2 separate regions of the Homo sapiens genome follow, and region 1 is linked to region 2. Evidence: chromatin contacts called from ENCODE Hi-C or POLR2A ChIA-PET data. All regions are on one chromosome and are shown on one strand. Each heading gives the region's core, a stretch centred on a gene start or an enhancer-like site at or near the end of the contact. The rest is flanking DNA. Distances are from core to core; before and after follow the strand shown. Region 1 overlaps TMOD3 (tropomodulin 3). Region 2 overlaps TMOD3 (tropomodulin 3).

Region 1 (5,912 bases), core at 1,943-4,442, 61 kb after region 2:
TGTGAGCCACCATGCCTGGCTAATTTTTTTTGTATTTTTGGAAGAGATGAGGTTTCACCATGTTGGCCAGGCTGGCCTTGAACTCCTGACCTCAGGTGATCCACCTGCCTTGGCCTCCCAAAGTGCTGGGATTACAGGCAGGAGCCACCTTAGTCCACATCTTAAGAGACCTATTAGACACAGTGTCTGGCCATAAAACACTTTCCTCACTTGGCTTTGGGGACATCATTTTTTCTTGGTCCTTCCTCCCTGACTGCCCCATCTCATTCTCCTCTGCTGGTTCCTCCTCATCTTCCTCATCTTCAAATGTTGGAGTGCCCCCAGTACTTAGTTCCTTGGACAGCTTCTCTTTCTATACTCACTGCCTTGGTGATTTCATACACTGATAACTTTTAAATTGATATCTCCAATCTGGACCTCTCTCCTGAATTCCATACTTGCAAATAACTATCCATGTAAAATCTCCACTTGGATGGCTAACAGGTTTCTCAAATGTAAACATACAAAACAGACTCCTAATTTTCTCCCCCATACCTGCTCTTGCCATGTTTTTCCCATGTAATAAACAGCAACACCATTCTTTAGTCTCTCAGGCCAAAAATCTTGGAGTCAACTTTGATTTCTCTCGCACTCCACACATGATCCACCCAGCAAATCTTGCTGGTTTTACCTTTAAAAGTCATCTCTTTACCATCTCCACTGCTTCCTTCCACTCTGGTCCAAGCCATTATCTCCTCTTATCTGGGCTATTGCAATAGCTTCCCAACTTCCGAAAGAAGCTGATCGGGAACATACTCCAATAAACACTCCTCTGAGTGCCAGCCAATCATAGTCATACTTCTACAGATTATGTTAACCCACTACAGCCTCAGAAAGTTTGCCAATCCCTGAATTCCACAATTCCCCAAAATTAGAAATTGGCCTGCTCTTCTTAGAGAAACTGTGTCTAGCCAGCATTGCTCTCCCTTATTACAGTAAGCATTAAATTCAGCTTTGCCTTTGTTTCAGATATTGACTGGCAGTCATATCCTTTCATGCTGAAGAAAACTTCTGGTGATTATATATGTTTACTTTTAAATAAAACTATTTCAGTGTTGACACATATTAATAGTAGTTAGGATCAAAATATTCCCTTTGGATGAATATCCATGTAAACTTTTGAAGTAGATACGGTTCACTAGCCAACAATTTCCCAAGTATCTGCTTCAATTTACTTCAATTAAAAAAATTCAAATTGACATTCCCTTTTCTGTTTGGCATGGTTCAAAATTAATCTGGAAATAATGTAACAATAAGTTATCTCCGGCTGGAGATTTTAACATTCAAAACATCAAAATACTCTTCTATTTAATGTTAAGGTTGAGTTTCATCTCTGCTGGTTTGAAGAACATTCTCTTTGATGGAGAAGGCTAAGGTAAAGACAGTCATCTATGTATTCTTGGGATTGTTGAGGCTGAGTATGAATATCTGTCAGGGACAATGTGGCAGATTCCTCAAAGGCAAGGGAGTTTCAAGACTCTCATAAGGTCATTTCCTTTTTATAAGCTTATAATTCTAAATAACACTAATTATAAACAAAGAATATATTCAGTGTCTGTCTTAGCCCATTTAGGCTGCTATAACAAAATACCATAAACTAGGTAGCTTGTAAACCACAGCAATTTATTTCTCACAATTTCCAGAGGCTGAGAAGTCCAATAAGACACCAGCAGATTCAGAGTCAGGTGCGAGCCCACTTTCTGATTCACAGATGGAGCTGTGTCCTGAAATGATAGAAATGCAAGGCAGCTCTCTAGGGCCTCTTTTATAATGGCATGAATCCTACTCATGAAGGCTCTATCCTCACGACCTACTCACCTCTCAAAGGCCCCACCTCCTAATACCATCATATTGGTGATTAGGTTTCAGCATATGAATTTTAGGAAGGTACAGACATTCAAACCGTAGCAATACCCACCACGCTCAAAGCACTGTATTGGCACACATATTTACCTTCTAAAAAATGCCCATTTTATTTTAGTTGTATATAACGTATATTACTTTGATAGCAAATGGAGGAGGATAGAGATGGGGTCTTGCTTTGCCCAGACTGGTCTCTTGGCTTCAAGTGATCCTCCTGCTTCAGACCCTCAAAGTGCTGGAATTATAAACGTGAGCCACCATGCCTGTCTAAGACTTTTTTAAAGGAAATATACTGGATGCTAAATTTATCCTTTTGTTTGGTTCACTGATTCTTCTATATAATGAAGCTTAAAAGACAGTATTTTAATAATTTTTGTGGCGTTTTGGGGATGCTACGGTTTGTTGACTCAGATATTAGCACAGCTCAGTGAGATAGCTGCTTTGCACACAGTAGTTGAAAAAATAGTGGTTGATTATTCTGTGTAAAAGTCCCATGGAAACTAATCAACCTAAGTAGCCCTGTCTTTCCTGCCATTGCTACCAATGCCATCTTGCATTTTAAAAAATGAAATTTATAGATTGCAGAGAAAATAGTTTGAAATCTGAAGGCAGTGCAGAAAAACTTGTTAGGGCTAGAATAAAGAAGAGATGTAATTAGAAGCAGATCACGGAGGACTACCTTAAAGTAGAAAGTAGCCAGATTAGTTCTGTGATTATTACAAGAAAATACTTGACAGGTTATTCATACCACTTCAAAAACAATCTTTCAACAAGACCCTGCTGAGAGACTTCGTGGCTCTCTTGTAGGTGCCCCACTTCCTTTTCTGACGAATAGTAGCAAACCAGCTCCCAGTTCTGTCCCACCTCCCCTTTTTCTTCTTCTTAGTGGAGCTGCAGCATCAGAGACACAGGGCAAGGTCAAAGAGGAACCCACTCTGTGCATACCAAAGATGGATGCCAAAATAGCCACACCCTTAGCATACCCAGTTTCTCAGCACCAAATGTTTTTCAGTTTTTAATTTTTTGGTTTGTTTGTTTAATAGACTGGGTAGACTGGGAAATGTTTTTTCCCAGTTGTTGCAAACTCAAAATATCTTTAAAAAAAAGAAATGACATCATACGAACAAGTCTCTGATGGTAATAAGGTTACAGAGTTCTTTATCTCTGCTGGTTAACTGAAAAAGAGACTTCTACCAGTCCTACTGTGAACAAAACCAAATATGATATGAAGTGGCTTACAGGGAAAGATTTATCAATGCTCAGCCATCAATCAAAATGCTGAATCCATGCCAAGTGCATAATGGTGAGATTAATCTGAGAGTTTTCTTTCTCTCCCCCAAAGGGAAGTATCACCATGACTCATTTTTCCTCTTGCAAGAATTTTCTTAATCCACCAAGTTAGTAAGCATTGAAGAACACATAAAACCTAAAATAAACTAGGCCAGGTCTAAAAGAAATCATGCTGAGAGCAAGTTGAATGTTACGCAGTGAACAAAAGGTATTATTTTTCCTCAGTTTCAATCCTTCCAAATTTCCTGGGCTTCAAACTAGATTTGTTTTTTGTTTTGTTTTGTTTTGTTTTGTTTTGAGCCTGTTACCCAGGCTAAAGTGTAGTGGCATGAACATGGCTCATGGCAGCCTCAAACTCCCGGGCTCAAGCAATCCTCCCACTTCAGCCTCTCAAGTAGCTGGGACAATAGGTGCGTGCCACTATGTCTGGCTAATTTTTATTTTTGTATTTTTTTTTTTTTTGGTAGAAATGGGGTTTTACCATGTTGCCCAGGCTGGTCTCAAACTCCTGGGCTCAAGTAATCCATCTGCCTCTGCCTCCCAAAGTGCTGGGATAACAGGTGTGAGCCACTGCGCTCAGTCAGTAGTGTACTTTTAAATTTTAATGGAAAAATCTTCAGTCTTAAAAATAGATTTTTAAAAGTTTTTAATTTTAGCTAGATTATATAACTGAAGCTCCCTTTCTTTGCTAGAATAAGGAGAATTTTCTGTACCTTCTGACTCCTTGATTGATTACTCCGAAGTCCTTCTCCAAGCTCTATAACAAACTGTGACAAACCTATGTAATTAATAGGATTCAATTATCACCAGAGGAGGAAAAACAAACAAAACCCAGAGGAAACCAAAATTCTTTCCTTGTTTTATTTTTTGAGACAGAGTCTCCCACTATCACCCAGGCTGGAGTGATGACAGCTCACTGCAGCCTCGACCTTCTGGGCTCAAGCGATTCTCCCACCTCAGCTTACTGAGTAGCTGGGACAACAAGTGTGTGCCAACCATGCCCAGCTAATTTTTAAATTTTTTGTAGAGATGAGGTCTCACTATGTTGCCCAGGCTGGTCTAAAATCCTGAGCTCAAGCGATGTTCCCACCTCAGCCTCCCAAAGTACGGAATTACACATGTGAGCCACTGTGCCTGGCTGGAACCAAAATTCTTCAGGAGAAAAAGTCTAGCACTTAGTTAGCTCCCAGCATCAGACTGAGGGTGAGCGGATCTATGGACTTAGGGGTTCTGACTTTAATCTCTTCTTAGTTTCCTGGGCTAGATGAAGAATAGCTAAAATATAGTCCTGGTTCTGACAGGTGGCTCTTCCACGTCCATGACAAACACGGCAAATCAAACAGCCTTTTTTTCACTGAGCACAGATCCTCCCTCAGTCCTTAGGCAGCTACTACCAGTAGATGAGACTTGGCAAAGGTTGAAACCTAGTCATTTCATCCCTGAGCCTGATGGACTCAGGTCTCTTCTAATTCTAATTGTCTATGATTTTAAGGAAACACCATTTAACCCAATCTTGGGGGAAAAAAATACTGACTTGCCCTCATCACTGCCAAGGTGAACAATGTATAAGTAAAAAGGAAAAATATGAAAGCTGAATCATGCTAGATATGTACATACAAAAGCTGAAATACTGCAGGAAAGTGACTTGAAAAACAAGAACCAGATAGACTTAAAAAATGAACAAAGTAAATAATGAAGTCAAGCATGAGCCAATGTTGTTAAGTAGTAGAGGGGAAAAAAAAGTTAACAGTAGTATGACCGTATTAATAAATGCTTTCCTGAAAACTCACCAAATAAAGCAAACTTATACAGCTAATTTTCTATTTTCACATTGATTTCCATAATAAAGTTAGACATGTTTCCATGAAAACATGAATTCCCTACAAATCATAAATCATAGGAATTAATGCAAAAAAGATTCAATCACAAAATTAAATATAAATTCTGTCAATGTAGTAAGAATACTAAAGTAGCACATTCATTTCTGCCTTGGTCTTTATTTCCTTTCCTCTTATTAAAATAAATTTAACAGTATTTAACTACTGCCTCTCTTTAATTAAATTTTATAACCAAGACTCTCAAGAGGAGAACAGTACTGAAAGATATTAGAAAAAAGACTTCAGAATAAGAAAAAATAGGTTAGAAAAATTGACTTGGAATTTAGGAAAGAGGCCTTTGGGAAACAGGTTTCATAAAGGCTTTAACCGCAGAAGGTGATATTTTAAGGAGTTTCGGAGGGTTTTCCTCCCCCCATCATTCATTTACATCTATTCCTCAACTGTGACCCACTTTTTTCTAGTACCTCAAGAAAGTCTACTGGTTAACAAAAGACCTCCAAGGTCCTTCCAAATCTAAACAATCAACTTTTAAAAATAAGTGCTTGAGAATAACTCTGGAAGGATCCACAAGAACCAGAGATAAACTAGTTAGCTGAGAATACAAGGGAGAGGGTTCACTCAGTGTTTGCTATATATCCAGGAGGACCCCAGGAGTTTTGTACCATGTGCATTTATTGATTTTTTTTAATTTAAAGGACAATTCAATCATTTGTTGCAGTTTGATGCTGCATATGAAAAAATAACAAATATTATCCCTGACTTTAGAATTATGCATGCCACACTCAGGTAACAGCAAGAAGTGCTTTGGTAGAAAAAACAAAATAAGAACCATCGGCCATCATACAGTCATATTAGAATTTCAGAATGCTATTAAAAAAAAAA
Region 2 (6,283 bases), core at 1,550-4,049:
CATGTTGGCCAGGCTGGTCTTGAACTCCTGACCTTAAGTGATCCACCCACTTTGGCTTCCCAAAAGTGCTGGGATTACAGGCGTGAGCCACTGCGCCCGGCCCAAAAAGTTTAAAAAAAATTAATAATGATTAGCCACCTTGCCTTCCTCAGAAATGAGACTTTTCCCTCCAGAAAAATCTCTGTAAATGATACAGCCAGGCCTGAATTTTGAGGCCAGGGCTACCTCAGATTCCATTCCTCCCTGTTTTCTGCAGCTGTAAATGCCTCTGCCATCTCCTGCTCCAGGGGCTGCCCTGAGACAGAACATGAATACAAGTCCAGACCCTCTACCCAGCATCAGCTCTGCAGTCTCAAATCAGTCTCCCGACCACAGTACTCTATTCAATTGTTCACCTTAATACTTTGAGCAAGAAAGACTGCTTTTATTATAGAAATGACTTTTATAAATATTGATAAAAGTATAAGATGAAAGGAAGCATATACTAAAAATTAGATTTATGAAGAATAGCAGTTTTCCTTCTTGGTTGGAAGATTTGTAGCAGTGATTAAATACTGTTTATGCAATTCTGCACTGCACATAGGAACTTCTTCGGATATGGTGTAACACCAAGTAATTTACATACATGCCAGCTTCCAACTGACTTACAGTAACCATCAGTTTAAATGACTGTTTTGCAAGTGCCTCATACTGGAAATCTATCATATTTATTATCTTTGATTTCATTGTTTAACAGTTTTCTTTTTTCTCTTACCCTAAATAACTAAGAGTTGGCTGTACGCCTTTTTTGGGGGGTGGGGAGGGAGGTGGTGAAAACAGCTTTTATTTTTTACTATTAGCTTCCACAAAAATTTAATAATGCCCACATTATTAAAATGAAACACTGGAATGAACTTCGACCTCACTATACTTTTAAATAAAGTATGTAACCTGGCAAAGCTGATGACTTTGTTTTAAGAAGACCTGGGTGTTGCTACGTCACATCAGACAAGTGCAGTAACCTGGAATGCACAGACGACCACCCTCTCTCCCTGGAGACCTGCTTTAGCTCCTACACAGATGACTAGATTTTGAGTTAACTGTTTTAACATTCTGGCATTTTGTTCTCTTGATAAAGAAAAATCACACCCTTGCCAAGTTCATGTATTTTAAAAAATGGAAAACTCTCCAGGTCACGGAGTGAAGAAAACACTTAAGTGTTTTATGTCTAAATGAAGCAATAACAATTCTGATACCAGCAACATCCCTTTTGATTTAAAAAAGATTGGTCCTCACAATGTTCAAATTATTCTACACAAATGACCTGTGAAATTTTTTACAGTTGTATTTTTTTGCCCAAGATTCATCATAAATCATTCAATTAAACTAAATTAAAATTGATTTTAGCAGAAAGTAGAAATGTTTCAGAATATAAAATATCACATTACTGATTTTACAATTTGATAACAACTAAAAAAAAAATGCATGTCACTAAAAAAATTTTTCCAGTCTTTTCCCTTCTACCCAGGAAAATTTTACATGATGTCACCAACATGAGCCCTTGGTGATCTTCTGAAGTCTTCCAAAGATTACACCTTTGCAGACTTACTGGTGATCTCCTTCAACTCGTCTCTTACGCACTATGAGAAAAATAAAAGAAACTATGTTAGAAATCCCTATTAGTTTTTACAATGGTAACTTGCTTATAACAAGCAAGTTTCTGCATAATCCAGTTATAAGTTTTACAAAATTGAAATGTCCATTTCCAGTTCACATGACCACTAATTAAAAAAAAAAAAAAAACAACCTACTTCCCATCATTCACCACTGTCATTTACTTGTTGAGAACCAAGGGGCTTCAACAAAAGAATTACATGCCCTAAGCTCAATGACTCATAGCTGTGCTTACACAGCAGCAGCACTAGAAATCTAAAACAGAATGGTCAGCAATCATCTACAAGTCATTTGTTTTTGTTTATTTTTAACTTTGTAATTTATTAATAAAACAGACATTAGGTCTCACTATCTTGCCTAGGCTGGTCTTGGACTCCTGAGCTCAAGTGATCTGCCCGCCTCAGCATCCCAAAGTGCTGGGATTACAGGTGTGAGCCACTGCGTCCAGCCCAAGTCATTTGTTTACTGAAAAAGTACATACTCAGGTTTTAAAAAACAGCTAATAAATTAGTGTGTTAAATTTTGAAGTGACATTCAGGCAGCTGGGGTTAGAACATATTAAAAGTAACTATTTGCATGCTCTCCTGATTAGACACTACAATGTATTTCCTTAGGCTGTAAAAGAATATACCAAAAACATTTTTGTCATTTTTATAGGTAAGTGATTTGCTACTGCTTTCTGAATTTTCCTTCTTTTGTCTCCTGTAATATAAACCAGTTCAGGGTCTGATAAAACAACAAATGCAAAGTAATGAAAATCTCAGACCCTGGTAATATGGTGTGGTCACTTCCGGCTACCATAAACTTTGGCTGCCTAAGTGGCCAGTCAACTAGCTCAGCTTTTACAGCAAAGAACGGTACATGTATGTATCTGAGACTACCAGCCTCTTCCTGGACTGGTGATGTCAAACTACTCAGGGGTGTTCTCTAGTAGCAGAACAAGGTCTTCAACTTCAGATCTTGCTACCTGCGCTCTCACCTATCAGCCACTAGAGAGCATTCACTGAGGGCCACCAATTCAGGGCTATCAGCATTGTGGCCGGCTCCTAGAGAGGACAAAAACCACAGGTTCCAGAGTTGATGACAAATAGAGTGAATCATGGCTCTGTCACTTCTGTAGTGTGTACTTTGGCCTAAATTGGCTGTTTGACAGAGGAACTAGAAGCCAACAGGTACACCTGGTGTCCTGGCCAGGCCATAGACACTCTGCTCTTGTGCTCTTCTGACTGCTGACTTCTGTTTGTCGGCCTTTAATAGATAAGACCATACGTTCAGATGACGTATATAAAATCTTGTTCAGCCATAGGCTGGGTGCTTGCTTGAAAATAAAACCAGAAGGACTAAAGTATCAGGTTCCCACGAACATTTTTATAACTATCTAATTAAGTTCGCCTGACTCTTAAGTTTATTTTATTTATTTTTTGCCAGAACTCAATAAAAATAGGGATTGCTTCATGAATGTCTGTGTCATCCTTGCAAGGGGCCATGCTCATCTTCTCTGTATCATTCCAATTTTAGTGTATGTGCTGTCAAAGCAAGCAACCGACTCTAATTTTAATCCATGCTAACAAAGACAAGTTTCATGTGTTCACTGAAGTATTAAGAAAAAAAATTAAATGGAGACTTGAGCCCTCAAATATCAAATCATGTATATAGATCTCTGAAAAATATAGAAATGTCTGAAAGGCAAACTTCAGATAATTCTTTTTTTTTTTTTTTTTGAGACGGAGTTTCGCTCTTGTTGCCCAGGCTGGAGTGCAATGGCGCGATCTCGGCTCACCGCAACCTCTACCACCCAGGTTCAAGCAATTCTCCTGCCTCAGCCTCCCGAGTAGCTGGGATTACAGGCATGCAACACCACACCTGGCTAATTTTGTACTTTTTAAAGTAGAGACGGGGTTTCTCCATGTTGAGGCTGGTCTCGAACTCCTGACCTCAGGTGATCCGCCTGCCTCAGCCTCCCAAAGTGCTGGGATTACAGGCGTGAGCCACTGCGCCCAGCCCAGATAATTCTTTAGGGTAGAACATTTCAACGAAAATTTTGAATTGCAGCAGGGTTTGGATGTTACTGGCATACCACTTCAGATGCTATAATGCATGTTATAGAAAAGATCTACAGGACAGAGTGCAGCAAACAAAAAAGGTCTAGAAAATGGAATATGCAGTTAACTAGTGTAAAGATAGTAATGTGAGACTCAAAGGTAAATAGAATATTGCATGTATACCATAGAACCTCTTTGCTGTTACAGCTGTGACACTTCTTAGCTGGAGAGATGGAGAGCAGGTAGAATTATTTCAATGAATAGCTGAGACTAAGAAAACAATGAGAGAGGGAACGATGTTATCAAAATCAGAACTCAAAGATCTGATAAAGCCCCATCTACAAGGTGAAAAAGAACTATATGCCCAGGAGATTCTGTACAAGTTTCAAGTCTTGTTCTTTGATTATCTCTTTTGAGTTAGTACATATCAGGCTGCTGAGACCAATATGTCAGAAAACATGGTCTTCAGGCTTTTCAATCTTTATCTATTAGGCAGAGGTCAGAGTATACAGCTGAAAAAAAGTTAAGCTGAGCAGAAGAATGAGAGGTTGCTGCCGCTGTGTGCACAACAGAGGACAATGGGGCAACGGGCCATTTCTGACCCCTCTTTCTCACCTGGTGCTCACTTGTTACCTTCCAGCAATTCCTCAGCTCATCCTCTAGATGGCAGGCTTATAAATTTTGCCCTATTAACAATTCTTTGGATCTGGTCCAATTTCTTTTTTTTTTTTTTTTTTTTTTTTTTTTTTGAGACGGAGTCTCGCTCTGTTGCCCAGGCCGGACTGCGGACTGCAGTGGCGCAATCTCGGCTCACTGCAAGCTCCGCTTCCCGGGTTCACGCCATTCTCCTGCCTCAGCCTCCCGAGTAGCTGGGACTACAGGCGCCCGCCACCGCGCCCAGCTAATTTTTTGTATTTTTAGTAGAGACGGGGTTTCACCTTGTTACCAAAACACACTCCACTGATATAAGTTGTCAATACGCCACCATTAGTTAATTGCGAATGTCCTAACTAACTTCATTTTCTAACTCTAATAGAGCAATAAGAGCAGTTTTTGTTTTTGAAGTATCTTAATCATGTATTCGGTGGCCTCTAATGGCTCTCTAATGCCTTCTGCATAAAATCCAAATAAATCAAAGTTCTTTAACCATGTAATTTCAGTGTATTCTACCAACACTCCCTCTTAAATTTATTTATATCACTTTTTTTTTTTTTAGACAAAGTCTCACTCTGTAGCCCAGGCTGGAGTACAGTGGTGCAATCTCGGCTCACTGCAACCTCCGCCTTCTGGGTTCAACCAATTCTCATGCCTCACCCTCCCGAGTAGCTAGGATTACAGGTACCTGCCACCACACCTGGCTAATTTTTGTATTTTTAGTTTCACCATGTTGGCCAGGCTGGTCTCAAACTCCTGACCTCAGGTGATCCACCCACCTTGGTCTCTCAAAGTGCTTGGATTACAGGCGTGAGCCACTGCACCCGGCCTCAATCTGCTGATACCACTTTTTAAATGTTAGCTTTAAACAACAAGTACTCATTGAAAGTTTATTCAGGAGCCAGCATCATGATATGAGTCAGTTCTTAAAATCCACAGGCTGCCATCAGCATATAAATAACTTGCTTGCTCTCAAATTTGAGCTTTTATCTGTAATTGCCCTATCCAGGAATGTGCTTATTGTCATTTCATGCATGAGACCCACGTTTGAAAATCTAGTTTGGATCAGAATGAAACAGTGTAACTGGGAGTCTAGAGAGTTCCCGGAACAAAGCTGCTTGCTTTCTCTCGCTTCTGCTTTGGGTCAGAACACAGCTTCTTCAACATGGTCTTCTCTTCCTCTATCACACACCACTGTGCACGGCTATTCAATTGCTCAGAGACAACATAAAGCAGCCTAGGAAGTGGTTTTCATTTGCACCCCCCACACCCCATCTTGCATTTGCCCAAATCTCCCTCACTCTAACACTGGACATTTCTTTTCTTACAGAAATGCAGGCAAAGTGTCTACCAAAACAGTCTTCACAAAAAAGCACAACTGCTGAAGCCTTGCAAAGGTCAGCGCCCCTGCCGTGACGTTTATAGACATTCACTGTACAGCTCCTGGAGGGACAGCTGCTGGAATCACCTGCCTCCTGGAGGGAGGTAAGTAACAGAGCTGGTTGGGGCTTGTTAAGGTAGTTTCCAAGGAGAGGAAAAATGGAGGATACTTCTGGCTTAGTTTATGGCTATTCAGGTACCAGAAAATTATAACTTTGAGAGAGTTCAAATTCTACCACTTATTTATTCACTTAATCCAGTTTTCTTAAGTACCTATTGTGTGTCAGGCATGGTTTTAAAAGAGTTGGGATTCAATAGTCGGACATGGCCCCTGCCAACAACATAGTCCCTGCCCTCAAAAAGCATATAGTCTTTGGAAGTAAGACTACTACATATAATTAGTTTTCTGAGTAAAAGGCAATTTAAAAAATGGGACAAATGCTGTGATAAGTAGAGGACATATGGGGCACACCTGCTTAAGATGTATAACAATGATGAACTCAGAAACTCAAATATCCACTCAATACTGGAGAAACAAGCCAGGGTTTCTGAGT

Evidence for each region. Hi-C counts contacts between places; a loop is a spot of excess contacts on that map. ChIA-PET counts read pairs that join two places held with the same protein, here RNA polymerase II (POLR2A). Pooled maps may share reads with other maps.
Region 1: a map of PC-9 shows a loop between it and region 2 (7-fold over the local background). The contact joins two enhancer-like sites. A Hi-C loop is called at or near these places in 6 of 168 maps with a recorded cell type or tissue (Caco-2, HepG2, MCF 10A and 3 more) and 5 of 50 pooled maps. POLR2A ChIA-PET finds 5 or more read pairs at or near these places in 8 of 52 experiments (A549, B cell, BJ and 5 more).

What each region holds. Positions count from the first base shown.
Region 1 is chr15:51,843,896-51,849,807 of GRCh38, reverse strand. All of the region lies in intron 1 of TMOD3 (tropomodulin 3), which reads right to left. Among named protein-coding and RNA genes, the nearest start is that of TMOD3, 17 kb to the right of the region's middle. Within about 2 kb of position 3,192, at least 7 of the 41 ENCODE cell types and tissues checked have a DNase peak (open chromatin) inside an H3K27ac peak, as active enhancers do; they include PC-3 and PC-9, where a contact is called at or near this core.
Region 2 is chr15:51,904,112-51,910,394 of GRCh38, reverse strand. TMOD3 (tropomodulin 3) reads right to left here. Exons shown (of 10, transcript NM_014547.5): 10 at 1-1,619. The coding sequence ends at 1,585. It also overlaps the pseudogene RNU6-90P. Among named protein-coding and RNA genes, the nearest start is that of LEO1, 65 kb to the left of the region's middle. RefSeq lists an enhancer at 1,868-2,037. Within about 2 kb of position 2,799, at least 6 of the 41 ENCODE cell types and tissues checked have a DNase peak (open chromatin) inside an H3K27ac peak, as active enhancers do; they include PC-3 and PC-9, where a contact is called at or near this core.